Regions from separate parts of the Homo sapiens genome. Here region 1 is linked to region 2. A link is a loop called in an ENCODE intact Hi-C map of the cell type or tissue named here. Cell type or tissue: GM12878. All regions are shown on one strand. Each heading gives the region's core, and the rest is flanking DNA. Links, peaks and the distances in the headings are about the cores only. Region 1 overlaps PPP2R5C (protein phosphatase 2 regulatory subunit B'gamma). Region 2 has its middle 14 kb from the start of DYNC1H1.

Region 1 (5,482 bases), core at 253-5,252, 110 kb after region 2:
ACTGAGAGGTACCGTTTGAAATATATTTATATCAAAATAACGCCACCTGTATCAGAGTAGAATGCAACATCTACATAAACTTTTAAGATAAAACTCAGGTCTTCAAAGAAACTGCTCTTAGTAGGCATTTCTCTTCTGTGGAATCTCTGCAGTCAGAGGTGCTTTGATAGAAAAATCTAAAAAGTTCTGTGGGAAGAGAGATTTGAATCAGAGGATTTTTAAGCAGATGAGCGATCCAACTTGATCTCTGTTCAGGAGAGACATGGGTGAACTGAAACCAAGAAGCCAGAGGTAGGCAGTTCTCCTTCAGAAGAGAAGGCCCTTAGCTACAGCCCATGAACCCAGCCCTCAGCCCTCTTCCAGGCAAACCCGACACACAAGCTCTGCCTTCCCCGGTACAGGCCTGCCAGCCCTCATTTTTGGTAACAAGGATCTCTTACTCTATAAATCCAAGCTTCTACAACTTGAAAGCTCAATAAACATAACAATGAAATACTTCTATATATCTACAAAATGTCAAGACTAACTTCTACCCTGACCCTTAGCACCTACATAACTTCAAAATTGGGTTAATCTTCTCGTACTGTTTGTAACTCGGTAGATGACTTCTGAAATTTACAATAAATCCTTCTTAATTTCAAAGTGCAAGTGTCTTATTTTATCCATTCTAATACATACATTTTTCATATTAATGTCTCTAAAATCAAGTTACATCTTTCACTTTCCTTTTTCTTTTTTTGGTAATTCTTTAAAAATGGTTTGGACTACAATGAACAGTGCCTTAGGTGTGATGAGATATGGTATCTTAGCTTCCCTGCACACATGTGCCTCTGCTCAGGTTTCTAAATGGATGTTATTTCATTCAAATGTAGCCAATGTCCCCGCCTCCCTCCGGGTCTGTCTGTACCACCCAATGTGAAGGAGTTGAAGCAAGCTGGCTTCAATGTGCCCACTCTAAGTGTTCCCGGTTCCAGCATGTGGCTGCCTGTAGCTAGGTCTGTTTGGCGGGGCTCCATGAGAAACCCGGAGAGGTGGTGCACAGCCCTTCCTGTCACCAGGGATGCTGAAACCATCTTTCCACTCCGTGTGGGTGGATTTCGGGCAAAATGAACAGTACCGCCAGGTACACTTCATTTGGGTATAAATTTGGTAACGTGGGGCTGGTCTGCAGTTTCTACACTGACACTCGTTTACATGTTTGGATAGAGACAACCCATGGCTCACAGTCCACCATAACGTTCCAATGCTGTGGTTTATCCAGCTTTGTTGTACACATGTACCAAGGTTACATTATCTTTCCTGGAGAGGAAGATCTGCTAACCCCAGGACCAAGCTGGGGTTCCCTCACAAACCTGAGCTGCTCCTACCTTAAACCCTTTGGGTTTTTCTGATTTGTTAGCCTGGTTTTATTTGCATATGAAGAAAGGGGTAGTATTCACTTCCCCCACAACTTTCTACCACCAACCCCATCATCCCTTTCTCATGAAATTAACAGTATAATTTAATAAGGCAGATATTTTTCATTTCAAAAGGCAGTGGTTGAAGCTAAATTCTAGTTCATTCATGCTTTCCGCCCATGAAGACTGGCAGCTTCTACCAGGGAATGGGTGGGGAAGGGTGGGGTGGAGTGGAGTGGAGAGGCGCCCCGGATGGAGAGAAGTCAGGCTGAAATAGGCAAAGGCCAGGAGAGGCTGCTTTCCTCGGAAAAGCTCTTCAGTGAATTTTTCAGTAAAGGGAGTCATATGGAAGAACAAACTGACTCCCGGTTCAGACTCTGCCAAATCAGAACATGGTAAAGTCATGAAATTATTCTCAGCCTCAGGTTCCTCAGCTGTAAAATCTCCTGTGGACACACATGCACATTCAGAATGAACCTTCACTCCGGCTGCAGGCAACAAGAGGAATTCAACGGTGTTAGCTGAATTGGAAGATTCAATTTTTTTTTTTTTTTAAACAGGGAAAGGTTGAGACAGGTCAAACAAACTCCTAGGGATAAAGATATAAATCCAGCACAGCATTATTTCCAGATACAGGCCATATTTCCCACATAGGACTCTAGTTCTAGAAAGCCTTGGGGAGAACAGGCACCCAGGGCACTGATTACTAAATGCTCAACACCCTTCGTGCAGCCCGTTATCGCTTCATCTTCCACTTTCACTAGCATGACTGGTGAAATACTGAATGTTAACAATATTACTGCACCTGGTGACAAGAAGCTCCAACAATGCAGTAGCTCATTTATCCAAAGAACAAAGGCAGGTACTGTCTCAGGAAAAGTAACAGCTCTTAACATTTGACAAGAAGATGTAATAAGTTCTTTTCAATTCCATCTTGAAATTGATTCCAGAACCTTCAATATGTTTACCAGCAGACAAAGCAGTGTAGAGGTGTGAAAAAGATACACTGAAAATACACACACTTTTCCAGGCCCTTTTTATGTTCTCTACTTCCTTTCTCCATGTCTCAGACAGAGGAGGTTCAAGTGCTTCCTTCTAGACACGAACTCTTGCTGAAACTTGGCTCTTCCTTCAAATGACGTCCAGCCCGGGGATGACAGCAGGGAGGGTCGGTGACAGACACAACCCAATGAGCATGCGGCCTGTGTGCCAGGACCTACCGGGCCCTGCGGTGCTGCCGGAGCTCCAGCCTTGCAGGGGCAGCCGGGGGATCAGGGCCACAGAGCAACACGGGTACCATGTCACGTGCCAGAAACCACGATATCAGAACTGTGTGCACGTGTGTGTCCAATCTCTGGGGAGGTGAGACAGAGAGAAACCAGTGCCAGACCGCTCCGGCCCCTCCCGCAAGCTGCCAGCCTCCTCGAACTTGTCAAATACCCACCGTTCCACTCTCTAAGATTCGAATTAGTTACCTGGTATTGGTATTAACCTACTTTGCGTTCTGGCCTCCACCTCACCTGGCCATCAACTCAAAAAAAAAAAAAAAACAAAAAAAACACCAAAAACAGATAATCACTTTAAGATGGATGATGATGAAAATGAGCACTAGCTATCTTTAAGAATGATCGTAGGGGCAAAGGATGAATTGTGCATTGTTGAAGCAGAGGCAATGAATGATGAAGGTAGTCCGATTACGGTAACACTGATGGCTTTGAAAACATCTGTACAGCCAAGGGCTTCCCTTGGGCTATGAAATACCACCACCTGTGGCGTTGTGGGTGAAGTGTGGTTCAGGGCCCGTGTGTATCAATGGATGGCACTTAGTAGCTGGGGAGGAAGATGCAGAGTCAGAGACAGGAGGATGTGAAACTCTTCAGAATATCTGGAAAGCGATCTCCCCCTGGAGGTGGCAGCAAGGTTCCACAGAAAAAAGTAAAATTTGCTGTTGCTGAAGATGATGATGATGATGATAAGGAAACTGAAGACAAATCTCCAGTGAAGAAATCTATACGAGATACTCTACCCAATCATGCACAACAATCAAACCAGAATGGAAAAGACTCCAAGTCACCAATGTCAAGAAAAGGTCAGGAATCCTTCAAAAAATAGGAAAATACTCCTAAAACACCAGAAGAACCTAGTTCTGCAGAAGACATTAAAGCAAACATGCAGCCAAGTATAGCAAAAGGTGGTTCTCTTTTCAGAGTGGAAGCCAAGAAAATCAATTATGTGAATGGCTTCTGGATGACTGACTAGGGGGCTATTCAAGATCTCTGGCAGGGCAGGAAGTCTCTTTAAGAAAATAAACAGTTAAAAATGTTCCATCTTATTTCGTATCTCTAACAGTTGATATCTGGCAGTCCTTTTTATAATGCAGAATGAGAACTTTCCCTACCATGTTTGATCAATGCTGTCCAGGTTCCATTGCCAAGAATATGTTGTTCCCAAATGCCAGTTTGTTTTAGATAGGGTCTTGCTCTGTCACCCAGGCGGGAGTGCAGTGGTGTGATCACAGCTCACTGTAGCCTCAACTTCCTGGGCTCAAGCGATCCTCCCACCCCAGCCTCCCAAGCAGTTAGAACCACAGGCACATGCCACCACTCCTGGCTAATCTTTTTATTTTTTTGTAGAAGACAGAGTCTTGCTGTGTTGCCCAGGTTGGTCTTGAACTCCTGGGCTCAATCAATCTTTCCCCTCTGGCCTACCAAAGTGCTGGGATTACAGGTGTGAGCCACTGTGCCCAGCCCAAAATGCCTGTTTAGTTATTAAAGATGGAACTCCACTCTCTGCTTGGTTTTAAGTATGTATGGTTTTAAGTAAGTATGATAGGACATAGTAGTAGCGGTGATCAGACACGGAAATGGTGGGGAGATAAAAAAAATACATGCGAAATAAAACTCAGTATTTTAATAAAGTAAAAAAAAAAAAAAAAGAAAAAAGACACATCACTCCCATCCATGCCCTCCCGAGCTAAGGCTGGTCTACCCATGCCAGGTGTGAGCAGGCACCACGGCCACGCTGCTCTCAGGGGACTGACCACACCTGGGAAGGGCTGGACATAGATGCATGACCTGGAGGATGATTCTGGGATAGAAGCAGGCGCCCCTCAGGTGGTGACTCACAGCTCCCCAGTACAGTACCCTCATGCCTGTCACCAGCACACCTGGGTGGGGACCCTGATGAGTGCACGCAGAGCACCCCGGTTGGGGCCGAACCCCAGCTTGCTCCTCACTCCCCTTTCCTCAGGATGCTCCAGTGGCCGCTCACCAGGCAGGAAAGCAAACCAACAAGCAACGTAGCCACTGAGAGCCCACGGGCGCTCCTGCCCTCTCCTCCTGTTTCAGTGGGGACTTGAGGGGGCAGGCTGCACCCGGAAACCTTGGCTTTCGATCGCTTTCTCAAAGGGCCCATCATATCACACTCCCTAAGTAACACGACTGTAATATGGCTGGCCGGTTATTCAAGAGGTTTACCAGCTAAAAGGTTCATTTTTCCACTGGAGAAGATACGTCACCTAAAGATTTGATATTTTTATTATTCATGGAAATGAGTAACATTCTAGTGTTTGGGTAAGTGTTGAAAGACAGGGGACCCTTCTCTACCCATAAGTCTGCGCTGCCACTGAACTTCTGTTTTCCTGACACAGCAGGGTTTGGTGGGGGGAACCTGCAGGTATAACGAGGGCTCTGGGGGGCCTCCGTGAGCTGGACTCTCCACAGGAGCCGCAAAAGGTGGCACTAGAAATCAGGTGCCAAGAAGCTCCATGGGGAGCTGAGAGCTCAGTGGTCTCTGAAGGAGGAGGCGCTCCCCACCTTCCAGACTAAGCCTAGGGCAGCCTGTGAGGGACTGCACGACTCCAGCCTCCTGGCTGTCCACCTGGCCCTGGAGCCCTGCTCCCTGACCTGGCCCCACTGCCCCAGTTGGCCTCAAAGGGTCCCCTTTGACAGGTGCTCCCCTCCCCTGCCTCCCAGAAGCATGGCCGATCCTCTGCCTTACTCTCTACGGCTTTTGTGTCTGCGACTGGAAGGTTTCGTTTCAAAAAGAACACCAACACCACAGTGACCGTGGGCAACCCCCTTTCC
Region 2 (5,234 bases), core at 235-5,234:
CAGATGGGACCATGTGGTACAGCTGCTAGCACAGTGAGCAGTCAATCACGGCTGTTGTTGCTATCACCATTGTCATTAGCAGTAGCAATGATGGTGGTGCTCTAGCCCCATCGGCACCGATCCCTGACCCCCATTCTGGGGGTAAGCCTTACTTGAGGAATGTAAAAGGCTTAAAAGGGACAGACTTAAAAAAAAAAATAGTTTCCTTTACTGAAAAGCAAAAAGCAGAAGCCTTAAGTTGCATTTTATTTACTGAGGTTTTAAAAAAAATTGTGGCAAAAGATAAATAAAATTTACCATTTTAATCATTTGAAGTGTATAATTCAGTGGCATTAAGTAAATCTGTAAAGCTCTACGACCATCACCACCATCCATTTCCAGACATTTTTGTCATCCCAAAGAGAAATTCTGTACACATTAAACAGTAACTCCCCACCACTCCCAACCTGAGGAGCAGTGTGGGACAGGACACCATGCAAGGTGAAGACCCTCCCCAGCATCCTGCGTTTTGCAAGGACCTAGTGCCTGCTCAGCTGTCACCCGTCAGGCAGAACACCGAAACTCAGCCACAAGCTGCTGCTGCCATCCCCAGCATATAACGAAGGAAAAATTAAGCAAGTGTGTGCTTCTTTAGCCTCCTCTCTTAATACTGCATCTTCAGAATTAAAACTGTGGTGGGCCAGGCGCGGTGGCTCATGCCCGTAATCCCAGCACTTTGGGAGGCCGAGGCGGGTGGATCACAATGTCAGGAGATCGGGACCATCCTGGCTAACGCGGTGAAACCCCGTCTCTACTAAAAATACAAAAAATTAGCCGGGCGTGGGGGCAGGCGCCTGTAGTCCCAGCTACTCGGGAGGCTGAGGCAGGAGAATGGCGTGAACCCGGTAGGCGGAGGCTGCAGTGAGCTGAGATCACACCACTGCACTCCAGCCTGGGTGACAGAGCGAGACTCCGTCTCGGAAAAAAACAAACAAACAAAAAAACCGTGGTGGACAACTAAATGCGACGTGGTGTCCTGCATGGGATCCCGGAAGAGAAAAGAAACACGAAGAAAATCTGAATACACTGGGCGTGGTGGCTCATGCGAGCAACTCCTGGGCCAAGGCAGGAGGATCGCTTGAGCCCAGGAGGTCAAGGATGCAGTGAGCCATATTCATGCCACTGTACTCAAGCCTGGGTGAGAGAACAGGACCCCATCACTTAAAAAAAATTATAGGCAGGCGGATCACTTGATGACAGGAGTTCAAGACCAGTCTAGCCAACATAGCGAAACCCCATCTCTACTAAAAACACAAAAATTAGCTGAGTGTGGTGGTGCATGCCTGTAATCCCAGCTACTTGGGAGGCTGAGGCACAAGAATCGCTTGAACCCAGGGGGCACTGCGATGAGCTGAGGTCACACCACTGCACTCCAGCCTGGGCAACAGAGGGAGACTGTGTCTCAAAATAAATAAATAAATAAAATCATGACTATAGGCCGGGCGTGGTGGCTCACGCCTGTAATCCCAGCACTTTGGAAGGCCGAGGCGGGTGGATCACCTGAGGTCAGGAGTTCGAGACCAGCCTGGCCAACACGGCAAAACCCCGTCTCTAATAAAAATACAAAAATTAGCCAGGTGTGGTGGCACGCACCTGTAATCTCAGCTACTCGGGAGGCTGAGGCAGGAGAATGGCGTGAACCCGGGAGGCGGAGCTTGCAGTGAGCCGAGATCGCACCACTGCACTCCAGCCTGGGTGACAGAGCGAGACTCCGTCTCAAAAAAAAAAAAAAAAAAAAAAAAAAAAAAATTATGTAGTAATGTCTATTTAACAAAGAAAGTCAAAATTGTCACTGGTGAGCTTCTTGGGGCCCAGGTCATGGGTGCTGGGGTAAGGTCCATCATTCCTTCCCTTTCAGAGGGACTTCCCAGCAAAGCAAGGGGTTACTATTTTCTTTATGAACCAGTGTAATTTCCCCTCTAAACCTCCCCTCATTCAGGCAGCTAGGCCGGAGCTTGCCATTGCTCTTAGTGGGGACTATTACAACAGGACACAGAAGAGCAAGAGCCAACTCCTTGCTTTTGACCTTCCAGAGGCTTGTGAGCACACAAGGCCCATGGTGGCTCAGAGATGCCTTTGTGGAAATGAGGAAAAGGCGCCTCTCCACCTCTTTGTATGCAGGCCCAAGCCTGGACAAGCAATGTGCCAATTTCACCCCCACTGGCTCACTAAACACCTGCATAACCTTGTGGGGCAGCCTCGGAGCTGAGAGCTGAGCCGGGGATGGTGTGGAGGGAAGTGCACACATCAGAGCCAGAGTTTCTCTGGGAATATTCCACAGACCAGGGTGGGGTCAGGGATGGGAGAAATCAGAGGACAGGCAGGAAGGTGAGGTGCTTGAACAGGGACTGCTGCCCTGGACTGGACAAAGATGATAGAGACACTGAGGGTGGTTTGGGGTTCTGGGAGCAAAGGGCATAGCTCCTTCTTGCTCCTGAGAGGTGTCCAGCTCAGTGAGAACAGCAAGAAAGCTGCTGGGGGCTGCTTGGGAAGGAGGCCTGAGACCACCTGGCAGTTACAAGGCAGCAGGGTGTGGAGGCAGCTGAAGGGAAGCTAGATGTGGAGTGGGACACGCTGTGCCCCATGTGGACCATCCTGGAGTGAGATGGCCTCTGCAGATGCCAGTGGAGATGGACAAGGTGACAGGGGACCAGATTCCCCACCCACACCACCCATGACTTGGCTGCCACAACCCCCAGAACTGAAGGATGGGATCCTGGATGGACTGAGATTGAGTTTCTGTCCCTCTGTGGAATGGAAACTTGAAGCAAAAGTGAAGGGAAGGTGCCTTCATGAAGAGGAAGAAAGGTTTCCAGGACAGCGAGCCTACGGATGGTGATCTGGAACTGGCACCCATCCAATTCTACCTTTGGAATACCTTCAAAACCCAAACTCCTTTTCCCTCTCTGCACTGCTGCCACTGTGGTCCAAGCCACCCTCATCTCTGGGTTATCTCTGTAGCCCTCCACCCTCCAAGGGCTCTCTGACCCTACTCTGGTCTCAAAGAGTTAATTCTCAACAGACCAGCAGAGTGCACCCGCTACAATGCAGAGACCATGTCAGTCCTTAGAATCCTGCCATGGCTTTATGCCACTGAGTCCTTTTTTTTTTTTTTTTTTGAGACGAAGTCTTGCTCTTGTCCCCCAGTCTGGAGTGCAATGGCACGATCTCGGCTCACTGTAACCTCCGCCTCCTGGGTTCAAATGATTCTCCTGCCTCAGCCTCCTGAGTAGCTGGGATTACAGGTGCGTACCACCATGCGCTGATAATTTTTTTTTTTTTTTGAGATGGAGTCTATGTCGCCCAGGCTGGAGTGCAGTGGCACGACGTCGGTTCACTGCAAGCTCCGCCTCCCGGGTTCACGCCATTCTCCTGCCTCAGCCTCCAGAGTAGCTGGGATCACAGGCGCCCGCCATGCCCGGCTAATTTTTTGTGTTTTTAGTAGAGGCGGGGTTTCACCATGTTAGCCAGGATGGTCTCGATCTCCTGACCTCGTGATCCGCCCGCCTCGGCCTCCCAAAGTGCTGGGATTACAGGCGTGAGCCACTGCGCCCGGCCGCCAGAGTCCTTTTGGTGGCCACGTATTACCTCTGACCATCACCTGCTGCTCAAACCCACACTCACGCCACTGCATGATCCCTTCCACCCCAGGGCCCTTGCACACGATGAGCCCCTGGCCTGCAATGCCCTTCCTTCACTTCCTTCATCGTCACCTTCTCAGTAAAGCCCTCCCTGCCTCTTTTGTAAATTTCTTCCCATCCTCTATACCCTTCCCACCTCTCTCCCCATCTTTAGCTTTTCCCTGTATCACTTATTCAACACAGCATAGATTTTGTTGAAGGCAGGGGTTTCTGCCTTCTGTTTAATGCTAGCTGCCCAGTGCCTAGAAAAGTGCCTGGCATCCAGTAGGTGTTCAATAGATATTTATAGAGTTAAATGCACTAAACTTAGGAGGCGGAAGTTGTTTTTTTTGGAGGCCTTTGCCCATTTCACTCCCTCCTTCCCGTTCCACCTTCTAGGTTTCTCATTCCCTCTGCTTCTTCTCTTTTGCTGGCTCTGGCCTGCAGCCCTCTTGCCCCTGGTGTAAAGGGCTCAAAACGCCAGACAGCTCTGCCGCCATGGGGAGGAGACCCTGACTGAGAAGCCAGGGCCCCGGCCTCCAGGGTCACCAGTACCTTGGGCAGGCCGGGGTGTCGCTGGGGCTTGGGTGACTCCACCAGGCATGGAGGGGGTGGGTACTCCCAGCTGGCTCGCCAACCTTCGCTTCTTGCCTCGCAAAGGCAACCTGGCGGAGGGTCTGTGGGTCAAGCAGAGTCCAGCTCTAGTTTCTCCCCTTCCAGGCTGTGCGCCCTCAGCCAGGCCTCTCCTCGCCTACAGGGCTCGCGGACACTTCTGACCCTCACTGAGGTCGTAAAGATTACAAGTCAGTGGTCCACAACGACTGGCGTCGGGCCCGCCGCATACCCACTATGTACGACTGGCCGCTAAGTCAGCCGAGGCCCTGGGGCTCCGCTCCACAACCCAGCCCACGGTCAGCTTTCCTGGGCTGCTCCGTCCCGCGAGGCCATCGCCCCATTCATATTCGGCAGGGCATTTCCACGCGTCCCGTCTCAGGCAAGCCCCAGAGCACCCTTTTTCGGGCAACACTGTGCCCACTTCACTGGAGAGGGAACTGAGGTCCACGTCATTGGGAGAGGAACACGTGACATATTGAGCTCTTTCCTCAGCAAGTGACCTAACCCGCCTTGCCCTCGGCCGTGAGCAGAGGGCCAGACCGGAAGTCCGCTAGCTCTGCTGTTCCGAGGCCCGCCAGTCTCCAAACCCCGGTCTTAGATCGAGGTCTCTGGCCGTTTCCCTCCGCAGCAAAACCCTTGTTCCAGGACTACACCAGACGGGTCACACGACCTAGATCGGCACGGTCACATGTCCCGCAGTCCGGTCATGTGCACCCTCGGACCAATCCCAGCGGCCAGGAAGGAGAGGCATTGTGATTGGCCCATGCCCTTCAGGGGGCGGGACTCCTGCTGAGGAGGGCCTTCCCCGTTCTCACCTCTGCGTTCCGCGTGAATCTCGCTCACTCGCGAGATTGGGCGTCTGACAGGTGCCCTTAGGTCCCACAATGCACAGGCCGGAGGCGGGGCGGTCCTGCATTGACGCAACCTCGCGCGCCGCTTGCGTCACCTCTCGGTGCCGCC

The links. A loop is a pair of places that touch in the nucleus more often than their neighbours do. Peaks named below come from ENCODE experiments on the same cell type or tissue, not always from the same donor. Only the 100,000 strongest peaks of a DNase experiment are listed, where the experiment ranks them.
Region 1: a loop joins it to region 2, with 2.0 times the contacts of the local background. A loop is called at or near these places in 4 of 110 quality-filtered maps.

What each region holds. Positions count from the first base shown.
Region 1 is chr14:101,841,608-101,847,089 of GRCh38, reverse strand. All of the region lies in intron 3 of PPP2R5C (protein phosphatase 2 regulatory subunit B'gamma), which reads right to left. It also overlaps the pseudogene NPM1P20. Among named protein-coding and RNA genes, the nearest start is that of PPP2R5C, 83 kb to the right of the region's middle. RefSeq lists enhancers at 2,513-2,612, 3,253-3,402. In GM12878, for the core only: a CTCF peak has its summit at 3,289; a DNase peak (open chromatin) is centred at 3,229; H3K4me3 peaks cover 334 bases; H3K27ac peaks cover 2,530 bases.
Region 2 is chr14:101,948,057-101,953,290 of GRCh38, reverse strand. No RefSeq gene overlaps it. Among named protein-coding and RNA genes, the nearest start is that of DYNC1H1, 14 kb to the left of the region's middle. RefSeq lists enhancers at 4,716-4,905, 5,206-5,234, 5,030-5,234. In GM12878, for the core only: a CTCF peak has its summit at 3,065; a DNase peak (open chromatin) is centred at 5,070; H3K4me3 peaks cover 1,340 bases; H3K27ac peaks cover 1,017 bases.